2 separate regions of the Homo sapiens genome follow, and region 2 is linked to region 1. The links are chromatin loops, found by intact Hi-C in ENCODE. Cell type or tissue: heart left ventricle. All regions are shown on one strand. Each heading gives the region's core, and the rest is flanking DNA. Links, peaks and the distances in the headings are about the cores only.

What was found. A loop is a pair of places that touch in the nucleus more often than their neighbours do. Peaks named below come from ENCODE experiments on the same cell type or tissue, not always from the same donor. Only the 100,000 strongest peaks of a DNase experiment are listed, where the experiment ranks them.
Region 2: it touches region 1 in a loop (2.4-fold over the local background); 12 of 110 quality-filtered maps call a loop at or near these places.

Annotation. Positions count from the first base shown.
Region 1 is chr6:159,869,818-159,881,445 of GRCh38, reverse strand. No RefSeq gene overlaps it. Among named protein-coding and RNA genes, the nearest start is that of MAS1, 15 kb to the left of the region's middle. RefSeq lists an enhancer at 5,530-6,182. In heart left ventricle, for the core only: no CTCF peak of the experiment used is centred there; a DNase peak (open chromatin) is centred at 6,755.
Region 2 is chr6:159,919,321-159,930,948 of GRCh38, reverse strand. No RefSeq gene overlaps it. Among named protein-coding and RNA genes, the nearest start is that of MAS1, 34 kb to the right of the region's middle. RefSeq lists an enhancer at 11,309-11,628. In heart left ventricle, for the core only: no CTCF peak of the experiment used is centred there; no DNase peak of the experiment used is centred there.

The DNA of each region.
Region 1 (11,628 bases), core at 2,520-10,519:
AAAGCCTCGATTTCCTGGGCTCAGGTGATCCTCCCACCTCAGCCTCCTGAGTAGCTGGGACGACAAGCATGCCACCATGCCTGGCTAATATGTACATATATATATATATATATATGTATGTATGTATATATTTTTTTTATAGAGACGGGGTCTCACTATGTTGCCCAGGCTGGTCTCAAGCAATCTTCCTACCTCAATCTCCCAAAGTGGTGGGATTACACGGTGAGCCACCATGCCTGCCACGGCTAAGTGATTTAACAAACATCTGTAACTGAGTAAATTGACTAGAGCCCTTCGCTGACATTTTGCTGAAGCAATCTGTCTCTGTTGATCATAACTAGCATTTAGCAAACCTTTTCCTGAATATAGCATGGTAGAATACTAATAACTTACATACGTTTAGAGGATGCTTGGGACATCTTTGTCATTACTGCTTGTCATATTTGAGAGAGTAAGGACTTGCTAACTTGTTTTTGTAAAGCCAGGATACCTTATCACGGTATTCTGTGCATCATAAAATGTACTTACTAAATGATTTTGGTGGCAGATTACAAAGGTAAAAATGTATCCAACTAGCCTTGCTTCATGTATCTGAAAACAGCCTGCACATCACCCACATTCCACACCATCTGCTGGGCTCATTATTGGTAAGTCAGTGCCCATACATTGCTCTAATGAGGTGCACTCGGCATCTGCAATGAGGAAAATCACAGCTTAATGATTTCTGGCAACTGTTAGCTACTTAAGAGCTATTCAAATACCCAATGTTTAATAATAAAAATTACAGGCGCCACGTACGGGGACTTATGCTTGTTCTCCCAGGGACTCAAGAGGCTGAGGTGGGAGGATCACTTAAGCCCAGGAGGTCAAGGTTGCAGTGAGCCACGATTCTACCACTGCACTCCAGCCTGGGTGACAGAGAGAGATGCTGTTTCTAAAATTTAAAAAAAATTATAGTAGACTAAAACAAAAATGTGTCCAGCCCACACAATACAGCAAAATAAATAAAATAGACCTTCTTAATTTTGTCCCAACTTTAAGCATTGCTCAGGGGAAAGAGGAAAATACAGTCACCTTCCCACGGCTCAGGCTCACCCACACAGTGTGTGGTCTCCGCACAGAAGACCTGTTCCTCCCATGCTTCTCTTTCTTCATTTCCACAGACCTACCGCCACAGAAAGGGAACACAAGAGGACCAGCATGGGGCAAGCTCATCATACTCGCGTTCTTATGAGAATGTGCTAGAGAAGCAGCCTGTACGATTGGCCAAAATGAGACTAAGGGATTTTCTGTGTTCTCCACCGTGCTCTGCTGATAAGGAACATTAACGGTTGATTGTGGGCATCTAGAAGCCACTTCAGGCCACGAACTCTGAGCCAGAAGACACCAGCCCTTATATGGCCTGATGTGGTCTGGATCCATGTCCCCGCCCTAATCTCCTGGCTAATTGTAATCCCCAATGTTGGAAGTGGGGCCCGGTGGGAGGCGATTAGCTCACAGGGGCGGTTTCTCATGGTTTAACACCATCCCCCTTGGTTCTGTCATCACAACAGTGAGTTCTTCATCACACACCGGGGACTGTTGTGGGGTGGGGGGAGGGGGGAGGGATAGCAGTAGGAGATATACCTAATGCTAAATGATGAGTTAATGGGTGCAGCACACCAACATGGCACATGTATACATATGTAACAAGCCTACACGTTGTGCACATGTACCCTAAAACTTAAAGTATAATAATAATAATAATAATAATAATAATAATAATAAAAAAACAGTGAGTTCTTGTGAGATCCCATTGTCTAAACATGTGTAGTACCTTCCCCACCACTCTCTTCCTCCTGCTCTGGCCATGTGAGACACCTGCTCCCCATTTGCCTTCTGCCATGACTGTAAGTTTCCTGAGGCCTCCCCGGAAGCTGATGCTGCCATGCTTCCTGTACAGCCTGCAGAACCATGAGCCAATTAAACCTCTTTTCTTGCAAATTACCCATTCTCAGACATTTCTTTTTTTTTTTTTTTTTTTTTTTTTGAGACGGATTCTCGCTCTGTTGCCCAGGCTGGAGCGCAGTGGCGCGATCTCAGCTCACTACAAGCTCCGCCTCCTGGGTTCACGCCATTCTCCTGCCTCAGCCTCCCAAGTAGCTGGGACTACAGGCGCCCACCACCACACCTGGCTAATTTTTTGTATTTTTAGTAGAGACAAGGTTTCACCGTGTTAGCCAGGATGGTCTTGATCTCCTGACCTCGTGATCCACCCACCTTGGCCTCCCAAAATGCTGAGTTTACAGGCGTGAGCTACCGCGCACAGCCCAGACATTTCTTTATAGTGGTGTGAGAACAGACTAATACCTGGCCTCTCTTCCATAGTGAAGTGGAGGTGAGGGTTGGGTTCCTAAGTGCTGACAGGAAAGGAGTGGATAATGGGGATAATGGGAAAAGCAGAAGACTCCTATGCACAGGGCAAAAAATGAGTGGCCCCATGGAAGTATATCTTCGCCATCAGGGAATCCCCGGAATCCCTGGGGAGAGGTCAGAGTCAGAGGGCACAGACTTGTTGACATAGGTGAAGCCACACTAACCCAGATTCATAGCACAATTCATCCAAGTTACATGCAAATCCCTTAAATAGTTCTGATGCCCTGGGATTGTAAAAGGCATAAGCTGAGCTGAATATTCTAGAAAGCTCTAGAATAGGATAGTTCTAAGATTGGAGACCTTTCCCAAGCGATTCCACAGGCATAAACCCTGCAACGCTGTGTGCTTCTGCCCTGGGCGTGCAGTCCCGACAGGATACCATGCCAGCACACTCTCTGCTTCCCGGGGGAGGTGGGCCCTCCCTGGCAGCTGCTTTACCAGAGGCCAACCTTGAGGTTCTCTCTTCATTGGCACAACAAGGAGCCTTGGAGCCAGAAGGACCGACTGACTGCCTTTACCAGGAGGTGGGGCTTTAAACACCACACTCAGGAAATGGACTTGCTCATTCTTGTTATACCCCAAGATGCAGCAAGGTTGTACGTTCCCCATGTCCACCTCCGACAGGACCTTCACACCTTGAGTTGCTGTGAAGGAGGCTCATCCACACTTGCACAGTGATTCTTGGTGGAGCTGGGGGGAGATCAGCCCACCTAACACCACACGTGGCACTGTGTGTCCAAACAGCAATCCACTTCTCCGCTGTTGACCTTGAGCAAGTTACTTCCCTTTGCAAAGCCTCAGCTTCTTTGTCTGTAAAATGGGGACAATGACGTATCCACCTAATAAAGGCTGTTGGGATAATTAAATGGGATGATGCAAGAAGGACTCCTAGTAAGTGTGGATAAATCTTAGCCATAATTGCATTGTTGGTTCTACAGCTATCGTGGGACATACCAGTGTGGCCCATAGGATATGTAATTTGAAATTCTATCTATATCTTCAATAAGTCAGTCAGTTGTTCTCATAATACAAACTAAAGAATAGGACTCAATAAAGTCACCTTGGTGGCATGGGATGGAGAAAATGGAGGGTGAGACATTGTAGTTGTGTGGTGCTCGCTGTGCAGTACGTTGCTCTACCAGATCACCTAGGGCTGTGGCAAAAGGGCCCCACGCCCTGGGTGGTTTAAACAGCAGAAATGTATGCTCTCATTGTTCTGGAGGCTGGAAATCCTAAATCCAGGTGTCACCAGAACGTTGGTCCTTCTGAGACTAGGTGGAGCCCTTCCTTGCTTCTTCCCAGTTTCTGGGGTGGCTGGCTGTCCATCCTTGGCACTCTTTGGCTTGCACAGTCTCTGCCTTTGTGGTCATGTCATTGTCATCACATGACCATCTTCTTATAAGGACATCGGTCACACTGGATTCATTCAATATGAGTTCATTCTACTCCAGTATGACCTCATCTTAACTAATTGCACCTGCAACAACTTCCAAATAAAGCCACATTCTGTGGTACTGGAGGTTGGGACTTCAGCGTATCTTTTTAGGGGACACAGTTCAACCTGTAACAGGTGCCTTACAAAGCTGAATTGTGTTGGCCTGCTGCACACTGGGATGGCATTGGAACATGTTCTTGAGACCGTGCTTAGGCAGCTCTGGGGAATGAGCCCCAGGCAATAGTGGGTGTCCTGTGAGCCCCGAGTGGTCTCCCTGACCACCAGTACCCTCCCAGACCCCAAACCAGCCCACTGCTGGCATGTGTCCAAGGCAACCAGAAGCATTCCAACATTATTCAAAAATCTCTCATGTATGTTGAGGGATGGTGACTGGGGGAAGAAATGATTTGCAAAGAAAGAAAAGAAACAGTTCTCTGTTGTCATCCTTTTAAAAATGTCTGCTCCTGTTATTTTGAGTAAGGTGGTGGTTATACAGGTATCTACTTATATCAGCAGTCATTGACCTGTACCCTTAAAGTCTGTTAATATTTCTGTATACACATTTTATATCCATAAAAAAAGTCCAGAAAAGAGTAAGAGAGTGGAAAACTTAGGTATAACATTATTAGTCTCTAAGTGTTTTTAGTGGATAGCTTTGCTAGATCAAAAACGTGTAATCAGTATATCAATGGAGGGTGGGAGGGGGTGAGCGTTGAAAAATTACCTATTGGGTACAATGTTCACTGATTGGGTGATAGGTATACTACAAGCCTAAACCTCACCATTATGCAATATATCTATGTAACCAACCTGCACATGTATCCCCTGAATCTAAAATTTTAAAAAATTAATAATTTTAAAAGCATATACATTGAATAATAACAGAGCTGCTCTATTTTGTGCCCCTCCAGCAGGAATCAGGGTTTTCCCTGTGTGCCTCATTAGTCCAAAGATGTGCAAGTTTCCTGCTGTGTTCTAGAGGATCCTGCAGTAGAGGGTTGTCCACTCCACAAGGTGGACGTTAGAGCTGGGTGGGGTCTGAGGCACAGGGGAGTGCCTCACTGCACTGTAGACAACAAGTTGACCTTAGAGACAATCAGTAGGATGAGGGATGGCTGGAGGCTGAGTCTTGCTGGCCAGCCTGTAATTCTTTGAAGGGTGGAAGGACAACCAGAGTACATGCCCCACCCAGCTCTCATCCACACGGTCTTCTCCTTCTCCCAGCCTGTGGTTATTTATCGAGTCACTGTCAGTGGAAAAAATTGGTCTGGAAATATGCAGCTGATCTTTCCATTCTGGGTGAATTGCAGCCTCATTTTCCCCTGTGACTGCAGTGGATGATTATATTGAGCAGTGCAGGCTGGGGCAGGGGAGAGCCTTCGGGGTCCAATGGTGAGAAGATAGAATAACTTGGAAAATCTTTGCGTTCTCACAAAGACTTTCATTCTTCCAGGTTTCCCTCGACTAGAGAGGTGCTAGGACTCTGTCCTCAATCTGTTCCTCCAGAATGGTTTGTTCCCCACTCCCCTTACCAGTCAGCAATGGGCTGTTTGTGTGACACTGTCCACTTGTCTCCCTAGTGACACACAGCAAAGCCACAGAGCAGAATGGATTTCTTGCTTTGCCCAACGTGGAGTTGCTTCTCCTGCCCCTGTGCCTGCCCCTGTGCTGAAGGCCTCAGCCTTGCCACTTAGCCACACATGCTCTGATGCAAGGGTTGGACCCACCTAGCCGAGGTTTCTCCTCCAAGATAGGCCACTGCCCCATCCCCAACTTAGATCCTCTGAGGGGGTATTTTAGTTTATTTTGTGTTGCTATAAAAGAACACTTGAGACTGGGTAATGTATTAAAAAAATACGTTTAGCTCACAATTTTGCAGGGTGAGAAGTTCAAGGGCATGGCCCTGGCTTCCAGTGAGGACTATCACAACTGCATCATAACGTGGTGGAGAATATCAAAGGGGCAGTGGACACGTTTGAAGAGGAGAAAGTCCCAGGGGAATGCTGGCTCTATTAACAATCCTCTCTCAAAGGAACTAATCTATTCCCAAGAGAACTCATCTAGTCTCCCCGGGGCGAGCACTCACTGATTTCCTTGAGAATAGCACCAACCTATGCATGAGAGATCCGCACCAGTAACCAAACACCTCTCACTAGGCCCCACCGCCCAACACTGCCACATTAGAGATCAAATTTCAACATGAGTTCTGACAGAAACAAACAAACCACATCCAACCCATAGCAGAGGGGTAGTGGCCCTGACCTTTCTGGAGAAGTGGCAGGACCTTCTGTCTGGCCAACCCTGTGTACACAGGGAAAGCTCACCAGTGGGCAGATGTTTCCTGTGGGTTACCCTATCTTGTCCTATTTCATTCTCCTCCCCTACTTTATGCCTGGATGTATTCACATGCTAGGGCTGTCAGAACAAAGTGCCACAGATTGGGAGGCTGAAGTAGTAGAAACGACAATTCCAGAGGCTGGAAGTCCAAGATCAAGGTGCTGGCAGAGCGGCCTCTCTCCTTGGCTTGCAGATGGCCATTTTCTCCCTGTATCATCACATGATCTTTTCTCCATATGTATATGACTCTGTCCTAATTTCCTCTTCTTATAAAGACCCTCAGCCATACTGGATTAGGGCCCACCCTAACCACCTCATTTTAACTTAATCACCTCTTTAAAGGCCGTATCTGCAAATATAGTCACATTCTGAGGTACCAGATGTTAGGGCTTCAGCATAGGAATTGGGGTGCAGTCAGACACCATTCAGCCATAACAGTGGGTAAGGTTCTAAACAGTTGTAGCACAAGACACAAAGAGGCTTCAGCAGTTGACCATTTTGCTTCCTGTCCTGCAGCCCCTGGTTCCTAGCAACACTCTGTCTGCCAAAAGCTCCCACATCCTTACCCTGGCAGCCGGCCACGGCTTGATCCAGTCTGAGCTGTTCCAAGATGTGTTGGTGGCTGCTTGTTACAGTTCCTGTGTTTTGTTCCTGAAATTAGTTGCACACTGAATTAGGTCTCCAGTGTCTCAACTCCTTCCAGAGGCAGATGGGCAGCCTAGGTCTCCCCTCCAGTTCCCCAGCATAAGGAGGAAGTCTTCTGGCCTCACTCCTAGAGACATATGGACATCCTAATGCCCAGCATCTTTAGACAGTTCAGTTACATCTCTCCAGCTGAGGCCTCCAGTTGAGAGAGTGACTGATAGACAGTTCTGGATTTCTGTCCTTCTCAGAGCTGAGGTATGTCCTGTGTATATTACCCACTATGGGATGGTTCTAGCCAGGAGCCCCCATGCTGAAATGTTGGAAATCCAGAGGTGGGCTCTGCCTTCTGTTCCGGGGTGGACTCCACTTGTGTGCTGAGGGTGGTCTGGCAGGCACACCAATGCGCTCCCAAGGCTCACACTCTCAAGGTCCAAAGACATGCTGTTGAGGAACATTAACACCCATGGCTTGCTGCTTTTGAAGAGTCCATAGCTAAGATGTCCCTGACATCAGTCACCTTCATCTGGATACAGACGGCCCAAGGCTCTCAAATAGAATTGCCATATTCTGTCAACTGGGGCCCAAAAAGTACCCTCCCCAGAAGTCCATTGTTTAATGGAATCGTTGTTTAATGCCTTTAGAACCAGTGAACATGTCTCAAGAGGAAAGATCGGTTGTTTGCCACTAGTCTGGGACATGACTTTGAAGTACTCAGGACAACACCTCATTTTCTTCTAGTTCCACAGTAAAAGTATGAGGCCCTTGGGAATGAAAGATTTGTTCCTGTTTATAACTCACTCAGCTCAGGGCCACCCGACTGCCTCTTCGTCCGTTCCCTCCCTCAACTGCAGTGGCATGGAGCTGCCTGCCTGGTGCCATGGAGTTTGCTACTTTGAGAGCGGGGGCCATGAATCTCTAGCCAGACCATGAATATCTCCTGACCTCGAGTCTAGATTTCCTCAAGCCCTTCCTGGGGAAGACTTTCAGGGATCCATGTATGGGATCTGCAGGAAGGGGTGTCCACATCTTCGCTGCTGCAGCTTGGTCCATGATGAACCCCGAGGTCATGGTTACGGACACCCACCTGGGACCTCAGCACCTGTGTTGGCTCCAGTGAGGGGTTACCCGAAGAGAACATTGTCAGACCTTACCACAGAGATGACTCCATACCATATGCCTGAAGCCAGTTTATAAGGGCCAATCTGAGGACTAGGAAATTTAATTTGACGTGGGGCTCAAGTCTCACTTTCAGACTCTGACACACAAAACTTTCTCTGTGGAGTATCTCTCTCTCTCTCCCCCACCCCCCTCATAATTGATTTAATTTTTTGAGACAGAGTCTCATTCTGTTGCCCAGGCTGGAGTACAGTGGCACCACCTCCACTCACTGCAGGCTTGACCTCCCAGGCTCGAGTGACCTCCCACCTCAGCCTTCCAAGTAGCTAGGACTACAGGTGCACAACACCATGCCCGGCTGATTTTTGTATTTTTTATAGAGACAGAGTTTCACCATGTTGCCCAGGCTGGTCTTGAACTCCTAGGCTCAAGCAATCCACCCACCTCGGTCTCCCAAAGTGCTAGGACTACAGGTATGAGCCACCATGCCCAACCTGTAATTGATTTTACTGTGGTAAAATATATATAACATAAAATTTACCAGTTTAAGCACATTTAAATGTACAGTTCAGTGGCATTAAGTATGTTGTGCAGCTATTACCACCATCAATCTCCACAACTGTTTCATCCTCCCATACTGAAACTCCAGACCCATTAAACAATACCTCCCCATTTCCCCTCCACCCAGCCCCTGGCAACCCCCATTCTATATTCTCTTGAAGAATCTGAGCACTCTAGGGACCTCATGTAAGTGGAATCACACAGTATTTGTCCTTTTGGGTCTGGCTTATTTTACTTAGCATGATTTATCATGGTTTATCCATGATATCGATGTTTATCCATGTTATAGCATGTGTCAGAATTTCCCTCCTTTTGAAAGTTGAATGACATTTTGCTGTATGCGTAAACCACACTTTGTTTATCTGTTCATGTGTAGATGGGCACTTGGGTTGCTGGAGGGCAACTTTTTAAAGAGCGCTGCATTGGAGGACATGCTTCTAGATCACTTCCCAAATATCCTTTGTTCTATCTAGCTCTCAGGAGCCCTCTTGCAATCAATAGGCTGGTATGCTTCATCTAAAGCTAAATGGAAGGTACTTTGCAGGTACTTCTGACCCCAAACTACACATGTGACAAGCAACCTGTGTCAGTCAGGGCTCTTAAGTGCAAGCAACAGAAACAGACACCAACTAAGCTGAGTAGAAAGATGATTTATTAAAAGGATATTATCTAGCTCACAGAATCTCCAGGAAGACAAAAAAATCCAGGCTAAGTTAGAATTCCAAAAACAACTGCATGAGCTAAAATCATGCAGCATCATTAGCTGCATCAAGACACTGCTGCTACCTCCCCCAAGCCACGATGACTCAGATGCACCTCCTATTACCACTGATACCCTGCACCGACGCGCTGTTAGCACTGCTCCTGCTACCCATCTTCCTGCCATCACCACCCCCACCAGGGAGACCATTCTCTGTGGCCTGCCCCTTCTTGGCAGCAGCAGATAAGGCAAAGTCGGGACCAGAAACATCTAATTGGCTGTGCCAAGATCAAAGCCCATGGCCCACAGGAAGGGAAGCTGGGAAAGTGAGATTATAGAGGTGGAGAATTCCCCCAACATGGAAAGGGCGTTAGACTCTGGGTGGCCAAAAGGAGAGACAAAGATTCGCTTCAGGTATTAATGACCTCTGCAGCCCCATTTCAGTCCATCCCAGGTAGTAAGCATCCCAAACTATTTAATCCTGCCTTAGGCCTGATGATGTGGGGCTGCTACCTGAGCCCACACTTTACAGGCCTACAGTGGCCTCCTCAATCACGTTCCACCATAGGGTCAAAGTCTGTGGGACCCAGGCCATGTGCCTGCCTGCAGCCTATGGCCCTCCCCTTTTTGTTGCACTCTAGATATCAAAGACCCTGGTATTTTGGGCCAAACAGCTCTGAGCCTGCTTCCAGGGCCTGCACAGGCCTTGTCGCTGGGTCTGTCCCACTGAAGGTAATGCATGCTGCCAGTGGCTATACTCCTGGGCCAAGGGGTGGCCAAGTCAGGGCTGTTTTCAAAGGGTGTGCATGGAACTTGGATATGTTCCCAGGGGTAGCCACACATTTGCAAGTAAAGCTCCTCACAGAGAGGAACAGGGCCAAGCTCAGTAAGAGAAGAGGGTTGGGCTATAGGCCATGGGCATACTCTGTGGCTATGTTCTGTCAAGGAACTCCAAGGAGTCCAAGAATTCTAAACTTGAACCTGGCCTTCCAATTGTTTCAAAAGTCTATTTTTCAAAAAATGAAATACCTAGGAATAAATTTAACCAAGGAGGTGAAAGATCTCTAAAAGGAAAATTATGAAACACTGCTAAAAAAAATAAAATTGAAGAGGACACAAAAAACAGATCATTTTCATGGATTGGATTTAATATTGTAAAAACGAACACACTGCCACAACTGATCACAGATTTAATACAACTCCTATCAAAATACCAATGACATTCTTCACAGAAGCAGAAAAAGCAATCCTAAAATTTGTATGCTATCCCAAAAAACTTTGAATAGCCAAAGCACTCTTGAGCAAAAATAACAAAGCTGGAGGTATCACACTACTGGACTTCAAAATATACTACAGTAACCAAGACAGCCTGGTATTGGCATAAAAACAGACACATGAACCAATAGAACAGAATAGAGAAATCAGAAATATATCCACGTGTTTACAGCCAACCAATATTCAAGAAGAATATCAAAAATATTCATTGGAGAAAGAAGAGTCTCTTCAACAGTTGCTTCAATAAGTAAGTGCAGAAAAATAAAACTAGACTCCTTATCTCTCACCATATCCAAAAACCAACTCAAAGTGGATTAAACACTTAAATGTAAGACCCAAAACTATGAAACTACTAGAAGAAAATATATGGAAAACACTTCAGAACATTGGTCTGGAAAAGGACTTTATGGAGAAGACCTCAGAAGCATAGGCAACAAAAGCAAAATAGACAAATGGGATTATATCAAACCAAAAATCTTCTGCATAGCAAAGAAAACAGTCAACATAGTGAAGAGACAACCTGCAGAATGGGAGAAAACATTTGCAAACTATTCAACTGATAAGGGATTAATATCCAGAATATACAAGGAACTCAAAAACAACTCAACAGCAAAGCAAGACAAATAGAATGTATTTGTTTGGCTCATTAAAACAAATTAAAACATTAAAAATGAGCAAATGAGCTGAGTAGACATCTTTTAAAAGACATACAAATGATCAAAAAGTATATGAAAAATTTCTCAACATCACTGATCATCAGGGAAATCCAAAGCAAAACCACAATGAGCTATTCATCTTACTCCAGTTACAATGGCTGTCATGAAAAGATTTTCAAAATAACAAATACCAGTGAAGATGAAGAGAAAAAGACCTTTTATACATTGTTGGCAGGAATGTAAATTAGTACAGCCATTATGGAAAACAGTATTGAGGTTTCTCAAAAAACTAAAACTAGAACCACCATATGACCCAGCAATCCCACTACTGGGTATATATCCGAAAGAAAGGAAATAAGTACGTTGAAGAGATAGCTTCATTCCCATGTTTATTGTAGCACTATTCATACTAGTGAAGATATGGAATCAATCTAAGTGTCCATCAATGGATGAATAGATTTTTTAATGTGATATACTATGTACATATA
Region 2 (11,628 bases), core at 2,062-10,061, 50 kb before region 1:
TCCACATCCATGCCAACATTTGTTATTTTTCTTCTTTAATAACAGCCACAGGTGTGAAGTGGCCCACTGTGGGCTCTGGCATAAATTTAGCCTGAACACATCAAGTTTCTGCACAGTGTCCTTATTGAGACAGTGCCTCAGTTGTCACCCTTGTAGCCTTTTTTCAGCCCAGGCTTTCTCTCCTTTTCCAAACCAGTTTGTTTTTATTGGCTTTTGGAAGTTTCACCAGTTCTCAGAGAGAAGGTTTGTATTCTTTTGATAGAATGAGCTTAATGAAATGTCATAAGATCAGAGATGCAGAAAGAAACCAAGAAAGAGCTTTTTACTTTGATGTGTAGGAGTGTGAACACTGATGGGGCAGGAGCCCTTTCCAGTCTCATCTGGAGGCACAGCAGCAGGGGTGGCCTGGGCCCCAGTAGCAACTGCAGCATTGGCTACCAGTGGGCCAGTTGGGTACCAACCTGAATGTCCAATAACTGGACAAACATACTATGACCATAGAGTGTAATTTCATGCTAGCATTAAATATGCTTCAAAAACATATTTAATGACACAGGAAAGGCATATGACTTAACTTAGGTGCAAAAACCTGAATACAAAGCAGTAATGATGTTCAATATTATAAACATGCCCTTTAAAAGACTAAGAAAAAGTACATCAAAGTGTTAGCACTTATCTATGATATAGGTCACTTTTAAGTCTCTATTTTCCTGTTCCCAGATGATTTATGATAAGCATTTCACATATTTTAATCAGAAAACAAGAAAAACATTTTTAAGCAAACACACCAGTGGCTGTAGTGGGTGCACTAAACTGGCTGCTAGCCAGGGAAAGCACGTGGAACCGCCTGGAACTCTGCCAGGGAAAATCCAGAACGGGGATGGTGGCCGAGAGGATTCAGCTATTTTTATAACTGCTGCCACCGTTACCTGAGCCCTCGCTTCCCTCTCCAGCCTGGTGTGGTGTAGACAAGCAAGGGTGACAAAGAGTTTACAGCAAACATACAACCGCAAGCTCATTGCCACCTCGTAATAGAAAGAACCCCAGAATTAGGGAAAGCACCATTAGCTACTGAGATGTTTACTGATGAAAGACTCTCCTCTTTTTCCTCCATAGCAGTTATATAAATGAGCCAGACGTGGCCTCGTGTGTTGGCCTACAATGTTGTTTAGGCCTTCACAGCAGGCTAGACCACTAGCTCAAAGCCCACTGGCACCAAACTCAAATTCTTCCACATTGATTGCTTTAAATATAGTCCAGAGAAATCTATTTTTGGCAATTTGGAGCCTACCTACTTTACATAGCCCACAAAACTGTGCCCAACATCTGCTAAGCCACAGGTAAGATGAACCTTGTTCCTATGAACTACGCTGTATTAGTCTTTATATTAACATAATGTCATATATGTACATACATGATAGAATGTATATACAGTCATGTGTCACTTAACTACAGGGCTATGTCATTAGGCGATTTTGTCATTATGCAAACATCAGAGTGAAGGGTATTTTAAAAGTTATTTAAGTGGTACACCTGTACAGGGCACTTACCACGAATGAAGCCTGCAGGACTAGAAGTTGCTCTGATGTCAGTGAGTGAGTGGTGAGTGAATGTGAAGGCCTAGGACTGTACCGCACACTATGATAGACTTTATGAGCACTGTACACTTAGGGAACACTACATTTATTTCTTCAATAATAAATTAACCTTACTTTACTGTAACTTATTCACTTAATAAACTTTTTAATTTTTTTGTAACTTTTTGGCTCTCCTGTAATAATATTCAGCTTAAAACACAAACATACTGTACAGCTATACAAAATACTTTCTTTATATCCCTATTCTATAAGCTTTTTTCTATTAAAATTTTTTTTTCACTTTTTATTAAAGACTAAGACACAGACACACACATTAGCCTAGGCCCATGTAGGTTCAGGATCATCCATATCACTGTCTTCCAACTCCACATCTTGTCCCACTGGGAGGTCCTCAGGGGCAATAACATACATGGAGCTGTCGTCTCCTATGGTCACAATGCCTTCTTCTGGATGCCTCCTGAAGGGCCTGCCTGAGGCTGTGTTATAGTTAATTTTTTAATAAATAGGTGCACACTCTAAAATAACAATAAAAAGTATAGTATGGTAAATACATAAACCAGTAACATAGTTGCTTATTATCATTATCAAGTATTGTGTACTCTACATAACTGTATATGCTATACTATTATATGATTGCAGCTCAGTAGGCTTGTACACACAAGCAGCACCACAAACACATGAATCAAGTGTTGCATTACAACATTACAGAAGCAATGATGTCACCAAGCAATAGCGATTTTTCAGCTCCATTATAATCTTAAGAAATCACCATCATATATGAGGTCCATCATTGACCAAAATGTCATTATGCAGTGGATAACTGCACATATTCTAATATATTATATACACAGGTATCTATACATATATACACACACTATATATATTCTGTATGTGTACTCACACAATATATGTTATATAACATATATTTATATATATTTATATATGTTATATATATAATATTTATATATGTTATATATATAATATTTATATATGTTATATATATATAATATTTATATATGTTATATATATAATATTTATATATGTTATATATATAATATTTATATATGTTATATATATAATATTTATATATGTTATATATATAATATTTATATATGTTATATATATAATATTTATATGTTATATATAATATATAATATTTATATGTTATATATAATATATAATATTTATATGTTATATATAATATATAATATTTATATGTTATATATAATATATAATATTTATAAGTTATATATAATATATAATATTTATATATGTTATATATAATATATAATATTTATATATGTTATATAATATATAATATTTATATATGTTATATAATATATATTTATATATGTTACATATAATATATTTTATATATGTTACATATAATATATATTTATATATGTTACATATAATATATATTTATATATGTTACATATAATATATATTTATATATGTTACATATAATATATATTTATATATGTTACATATAATATATATTTATATATGTTACATATAATATATATTTATATATGTTACATATAATATATATTTATATATGTTACATATAATATATATTTATATATGTTACATATAATATATATTTATATATGTTATATATAATATATATTTATATATGTTATATATAATATATATTTATATATGTTATATATAATATATATTTATATATGTTATATATAATATATATTTATATATGTTATATATAATATATATTTATATATGTTATATATAATAATATAACATACAACATATATAAATATATGTTATAATTTATATTATAAATTATATAACATATATAACACATATAAATATATTTTTTTTAAGAGACAGAGTCTCGCTCTGTCACCCAGGCTAGTGTGCAGTGGCATGATCTTGGCTCACTGCAACCTCCACCTCCTGGGTTCAAGCAATTCTCCTGCCTCAGCCTCCCGAGTAGCTGGGATTACAGATACACACCACCACACCTGGCTAATTTTTGTATTTTTAGTAGAGATGGCATTTCACCATGTTGGCCAGGCTGGTCTTGAACTCCTGACCTCAAATGATCCACCCACCTCGGCCTCCCAAAGTGCTGGGATTACAGGCATGAGCCACCATGCCCAGCAAATGTGTTCTCTCTCTATGTATATACACACACACAGAGGGAGAGAGATTTATAAGGAATTGCCTCATGCAATTACAGAGGATGAGAGGTCCCAGGACCTGTAGTTGGCAAGCTGGAGATCCAGGAGAGCCCATGGTGTAAGTTTCAGTCCAGGTCTAAAGGCAAGAGAAGACCCCTGTCCTGGCGCAAAGATGGTCAGGCCGAGCCAGTGAATTCTCCCTTACTCAGCCTTTTTTGTTCTGCTCAGACCTCCAGCAGATTGGATGAGATCCATCCACGCTGGGGAAGGCAGTTTGCTTGACTTGGTCTTACAATTCAAATATTGATCTCATCCAGAAATGCCTTCACAGATAAAACAGAATAACATTTAACCACATTTCTGAGCATATCAATACCTAGTCAAGCTGATGTGAAATTAACCATCACAGATCTCAAACTACTTTGGCCCTTTGGAAGTCTCTGACCCAGACATTCCCCACCTTGTTGCTGAGTGACGTCACCTAGACACATAAGGCCCTTCTTTGACTCTCTCTGGCCCTGGAGTTCCCTTGCCCTCTTCTCCTTCTGGGAGGGTCTCCTGCTGCGAGGGAGCCCCCTCTTCTCAGGCAGCCCCACTCAAGCATCACCCAGTAAAGCTTATTGTACAGGGCTGCCTCTTCCTGATTTGCCTTGAAACCTTCAAGCTGACCACAGCAGTCCTCATTGTATCATTAAAGAACTTTCTTTTGACCCTTTCTGTTCCTGTCCAAACTCTTGGGGAAAAAATGATCACTTTCAAATCACCATGTCCTCTGCATCAAATCTCTCCCCAAGGGGCTGGGCGCAGTGGCTCACATGCCCAGAACTGTGGGAGGCTGAGGTGAGTGGATCACTTGAGGTCAGGAGTTTGACACTAGCCTGGCCAACAGAGCAAAACTTCATCTCTACTAAAAATACTAAAATTAGCCAGGCACAGTGGCAGGCGCCTGTAGTCCCAGCTACTTGGGAGGCTGAGGCATGAGAATCACTTGAACCCAGGAGGCAGAGGTTGCAGTGAGCCAAGATCGCACCACTGCACTCCAGCCTGGGCAACAGAGCAAGACTCTGTCTCAAAAAAAAAAAAAAAAAAAAAAAAAAAAATCTGTCTCCAAGCTCATTGCATTTCTTTTCCCTAGCTCAGGAATTCTGGTAGAGGGTGCACTAGGAAAGGAGAAGCAGGCTGGGTGAATTAAGTATCCTTTCTTCCACTGAAGCTTCTCTCAATCAACTTGGCAAAGTCAGAGCTTAAAACGCAAACTACTTTGAGAACTTTAGTGGTTCCCAAGTACTGAAAAGATTATGACACCCACTATGAACTTCAAATGAGAACAATATCAAACCGTACAACTCAAAACTTATATGTATGCTGAAAGTAAAAATAATTTCTAGATCCTTCTGGATGCAAAATGCTAAATGAGTTTATTGAAAATGAATGTTTTGTTGAAATTTTTCTTATTCTGCTTTGTTTTTGAGCCCCTGACTTGCTGGCTTGCCTAGCACAAAGCAGTCCTGTATGGCTAACACTCCAGCGTGGTAAGAAATCAAAGATCTCTGAACCAGGATCGCATAATTTATGATTAGCATGGTGCATGGCATGCAGGAGGTGATCAATAAATGTTTGCACTAATTTGGAGAATAAAGTAGAGAATTATAATGACCACTTTAAAGCCACACACTGTGGAGAACTGCATTTTTCTTCCAGCTGACCTTAAGCCACTGAAATAATGTGTTATGGAAAGTACTGTACTATATTTATTGTTGTTTCTTTTTAAAAAAAGAATATAAAGCTCCAGTTTCAATAAAGCCTGTAAAAAATGTCAAAAGGGAAAACAGTTCCTTCTTAACCAAACATTCAAGATTTCTAAATTTAAATAGTGAGGTTTTTTTTTCCCCTCAGATCTCTTTTTGGTAGATGGAGGCTGCACTATTATATAACCCTTTCTGTTGCCAAAATACAATGTAAATTAACCAAAAGGTTAAAACTGTACCTTTAAAAATATCTTAAACATTTGTTTGAATCATGGAAAGAAAGGGTGGAAGGCAACTGACCTCTGATCTTTCATTTGCCTTATTATTTGGTAATTAACAAATATATTTAGAAATGTTCTTTCTGTCACAAAAATATTGGAAATAATGTTCCTCATAAAAAGATGTCAGACAGAACTTGTAAAATGCTATTTATAGCCTTTTCAGCAGAAAACTAAAGAATAATTGATTTGGCTTATTAAGTTCTGCCTATCTCTGGAAGCCAACAAAACTCCAAACTCCCAAGTTCTTAAATGTCAGAACCCTGTGATTAAATGTCTTGATATCTACAATCTGTCTGAGGCTATTATCTGTGGAAATGTATTTGCTTCTGCCAAATATACTATTCCCTAAAACACAGGGTGGTTGGGATTTTCTCTTGGTTAAAAGTTATCTAACATTAAAATGAGCACCTATTTGCAACTTCCGGAGAGATGTACCCCAGCAGGGGAGTGCAAATCAGAGAGAGACAACATCTTCCAAAGTGCAGATCAGCCTCAAGTTAGCTCAGTTCGTGATTAGATTAAGATGATCAAACTCACTCTATCTTCCTAACCAAAGCTTGCAGCACACACCTCTGGAAGAAGATAATAATATCACCCATAACTGCAGCATTCTTAACTAGGGTTCCTGATATGGTTTGGCTCTGTGTCCCCACCCAAATCTCATCTTGTAGCTCTGATAATTCCCACATGTTGTAGGAGGGACCTGGTGGGAAATGACTGAATCACGGGGTGGGGTCTTTCCTGTGCTGTTCTAATGATATTGAATGGGTCTCATGAGATCTGACAGTTTTAGAAATGCCAGTTTCTCTGCACAAGCTCTTTCTTTGCCTGCTGCCATCCATGTAAGATGTGACTTGCTCCTCCTTGTCTTCTGCCATGATTGTGAGGCTTCCCCAGCCACGTGGAACAGTAAGTCTAATTGAACCCCTCTCTTTTGTAAATTGCCCAGTCTTGGGTATGTCTTTATCAGCAGCATGAAAACAGACTAATACAGTTACATTTTCATATAATTGGTTTCTTTGTAATCTCATAGATTTTATTTTCTGCATTTAAAAATATTCTTCAAGAAGTAGTCCTTAGGCTTCTCTAGATTGACAAAGCATTCCTGAGACACATTTATTATATGCAGTGTCCAGAATTCAACCAAAAGTTTCCAGGCACATACACAAAAAATAGAACCAAAAATAAAATCAATTTCATTTCTACATACTAGCAACAGGAAATATAATTATAGCAACCCCCCACCATCTACAATAGCAACAAAAACTAGAGGGTGCCTAGAAATAAATCTAATAAAATATGTGCAAGACCATTACTCAGAAAATTATTAAAACTATTAAAAGTTGTTTTAAAAGAACTATAAATGGAAAAATATTTCATATTCACATGTAAAAAAATACTTATCATAAGGCCACAATTGTGCTCCAAAACTGATCTATACATTCTATATAATTCCAGAACAAAATCTCAACAGTATTTTCATGTAACCTGAAGAGATATTCCAAAATCTATATGGGATGTTTTTTAAAATAAGTTTGTTCCGAAGAAAACGCTGAGACAGAGATACATGTGAAAGTAATTTATTAGGAAGTACTCCCAGAAAAAACTGGTAGTGCAATGGAGAATGCAAATGAATCCAAAAGAATTTGGGGAGAGCCCTGGCAACAGTTGCTCTATTATCCTAAACAAAATGAACAGCAGAGGGAATTGCCCTCCAGATATCAAGATTTATATAAGGCTATGGCAATTACAGCATTATGGACTTGCTAGAGAAATTTTTTAACATTGACCAGGGGAAAAAAGTCAGAGTGCTGGCAGAGCCATGCTCATTCTGAAAGCACTAGAGAAGAATCCTTCCTTGTCTCTTCCCAGCTCCTGGAGGTTGCTGGCAATCTTTGGTGTTTGCTGGCTTGTAGATGCCTCACTCCAACTTATCCTTCTTGTGTTAGTTACTTTTCACAAGACTGGGCAATGTACAAAAGAAAGAGGTTTATTGGACTTACAGTTCCAATAAACCTGGGGAGGCCTCACAATCATGGTGAAGGTGAAAGGCACGTCTTATATGGCAGAAGACAAGAGAAGAGAGCTTGCGCAAGGAAACTCCCCTCTTTAAAACCATCAGATATCATAAGACTGATTCACTATCAAGAGAACAGTGCAGGAAAGATCCATCCCCATAATTAAATCACCTTTCACTGGGTTCCTCCCATGACATGTGGGAATCATGGGAGTTACAATTCAAGATGATATTTGGGTGGGGACAGAGCTAAACCATATCATTCCACCCCTGGCCCCTGCCAAATCTCATGTTCTCACATTTAAAAACCAATCATGCCTTCCTAACAGTCCCCCAAATTCTTTACTGATTTCAGCATTAACTCAAAAGTTCACAGTCCAATGTCTCATCTCAGACAAGGCAATCCCTTCCACCTATGAGACTGTAAAATCAAAAGCAAGCTAGTTACTTCCTAGACACAATGGGGGTACAGACATTGGATATATACCGCCATTCCAAATGGGAGAAATTGGCCAAAACAAAGGGGCTACAGGCCCCATGCAAGTCCAAAATCCAGCAGGGCATATTGAATCTTAAAGCTCCAAAATTATCTTCTTTGACTCCATGTCTCACATCGGGGCCATGCTGATGCAAAAGGTGGGCTCCCATTGTCTTGGGCAGCTCTGCCCTTGTGGCTCTGCTGGGTACAGCCTCCCTCCCAGCTGTTTTCACAGGCTGGTGTTGAGTGTCTGCAGCTTTTCCAGGCACATGGTGCAAGCTGTCAGTGGATCTACCATTCCAGGGTCTGGAGGACAGTGGCCTTCCTCTCACAGCTCCACTAGGTGGTACTCTGTGGGGGGCTCCAACCAACATTTCCCTTCTGCACCACCCTTGCAGAGATTCTCCATGAGAGCCCTGCCCCTGCAGCAAACTTCTGCCTGGGCATCCAGGTGTTTCTATACATCTTCTGAAATCTAGGCAGAGGTTCCCAAACCCCAATTCTTGACTCCTGTGCACTCACAGGCTCAACACCACATGGAAGCTGCCAAGGCTTGGGGCTTGCACCCTCTGAAGCCATGTCCCAAGCTCTATGTTGGCCCCTTTCAACCATGGCTATAGCAACTGAGATGCAGGGCACCAAATCCCTAGGCTGCAAACAGCAAGGGGACCCTGGCCCCAGCCCACGAAACCACTTTTTCCTCCTAAAACTCCAGGCCTGTGATGGGAGGGGCTGCTGTGAAGAACTCTGACATACCCTCGAAACATTTTCCCCACTGTCTTGAGGATTAACATTCATCTCCTTGATACTTATGCAAATTTCTGCAGCCGGCTTGAATTTCACCTCAGAAAATAGTATTTTCTTTTCTATCTCATTGTCAGGCTGCAAATTTCCCAAACTTTTATGCTCTATTTCCCTTTTAAAACTGAATGCCTTTAACAGCACCCAAGTTACCTCTTGAATGCTTTGCTGCTTAGAAATTTCTTCTACCAGACACCCTAAAACATCTCTCTCAAGTTCAAAGTTCCACAAATCTCTAGGGCAAGGCAAAGTGCCATTAGTGTCTTTGCTAAAACATAACAAGAGTCACCTTTGCTCCAGTTCCCAAGAAGCTCCTCATCTCTATCTGAGACCACCTCATTCTGGACCTTATTGTTCCTATCACCATCAGCATTTTTGTCAAAGCCATTCAACAAGTCTCTAGGAAGTTCCAAACTTTTCCACATCTTCCTATCTTCTTCTGAGCCCTCCAAACTGTTCCAAACTCTGCCTGTTACCCAGTTCCAAAGTCGCTTCCACATTTTTGGTTATCTTTTCAGCAATGCCCCACTCTACTGGTACCAATTTTGTCCATTTTCACGCTGCTGTTAAAGACATACCTGAGACTGAGCAATCTACAAAAGAAAGAGTTTTCTTCCCACAACATGTGGGAATTGTGGGAGTTACAATTCAAGATGATATTTGGGTGGGGACACATCCAAACCATATCACTTCTGTCTTCACATGGTTCTCTTATAAGGATATATGTCATTGTATTTAGGGTCAATCCTAATCCAGTATAACATCAATATAATTTAACTAATTACAGCTATAAAACCCTATTTCCAAATCAGGTCACATTCTGAGGTCCAGGTGGACAGGAATTTTGGGGGAGGCAGGGACTCTATTCAACTCAGTATACCATATGGCTAAGAGTCATAAAAGATGCTCAACCACTTTTGTAATCTGGTAAATGTAAATTAAGCCCACAACGTTATACCATTTTACACCCTGCAGATTGGCCAACATTGAGAAGTACAGAGAGAATGTGAAGGAAGTAGACTCATATATCGTGGATGGGAGTGTAAATTGGTTCACTTGATCTGACCGGCCCACCTTGAAAGCACTTCGGTATTGTTTTATAAATCTGACCTAGTAATCTTACTCCTAGGTATACACCCAAGAGAAATTCTTGCGGAAGTGTACAAGGAGACATATATAGAAAAGTTGTTTAAATAGCAATATGTCCACATTTCAAAAAATACCTGGAAACAGTCCACTGACAAGAGGATAAATAAAATCTAGTATATTTACTCAGTGGAATATATTTTAGCAGTCAAAATAAATGAACTACACTACACACAAAGACATTGAACCACTCTGCATAATGCTGAGTGGAAAAAACAATACAAAGAAAACTACATAGAATAGGATATGATTTTTATAGACTTCAAAAACACAAAAACTATGTATTATGTAGCACACAGGTATGACAAAATGTTAATTGCAAGAGAGTGATAAAGAGAAAAAGTTAGGGTAGCAGTTGATGCAGACATAAGTAGATTAAACATGGACATCATAGCTGCCTTGATGGAATTTTCAAAAGCAAAATCTGAATGTGGTACACAGGAAGGCAAAAAGGTAAATCATTTATTTGTTTATATATATATATATATATATATATATATATATATAACCTCTCCGGAGACTTGCTGCTGAGAACAAAGGGTAGGGGGACCTGGGCTGCATCATTCTGGAAAAGGAAGGGCTCCAAACTGCGGAGGGAGGTAGGGTGCATAACGACATTTTGTTTATTTTAAAACATTTAAGCTCCTTGGTGAAAGAAGCTGTATTAGGTTGTTGTAAAAGCAGTCGCGAGTTTTTGCATTTACTTTCAATGGCAAAAACCGCAATAACTTTTGCACCAACCTATAGATGCCTGCTAATTATTACATAATGCATCTTTTATTCATAACTGTGTGTACTGTTAATCCTTATCTTCATCAAATCGGTTTCATTCTTCTTGGTTCCTTATTTTGCCATGCCCTTGGCCTTGTGCATTATCATCTAATTTATCTCCTATTCTCCCCAAGACACTTTAGAACTGCCCTTCATGCTTCCACCCCCATCTTCTTATGTCTTCCCTCTGTACCCTCCCACTTCCAGGCTCTGCTCTGGAACATTTATGCTGTTTGTGGCCCTCAGGGCACAGGACCACGGGATCCTTTTTCAGTAGGAACAACCACCAGGTGAGATGGACCTGTGAGGTGGGAATTTCCAGATACTCCCTGGAATCCATACCCAAGTCCCTGCACAGTGTTCTCCACTCTCTCGGTTCTTTTCTTGTTTGCAAGCAGTGTTGGTGCAGCTGAATGCAGAACCTTCCATTAAAACCTGAAAAGAGAACATTGGAGCAGCCCCAGTTCCATTTCCTCCATGAAGTGTAAGCGTAACATGCCACACTGCAGCAGCTGGGCTGGAGGAGGAAGGCAGGCGAACAAGTGAAGAGCCAGAACGCCAAGACTCGTTTCCCAACAGTGCAACTCCACACTACTTATCTCTCTGAAAGATCTGAAGCTTGAAGGAACATCTTAATCTCTCCC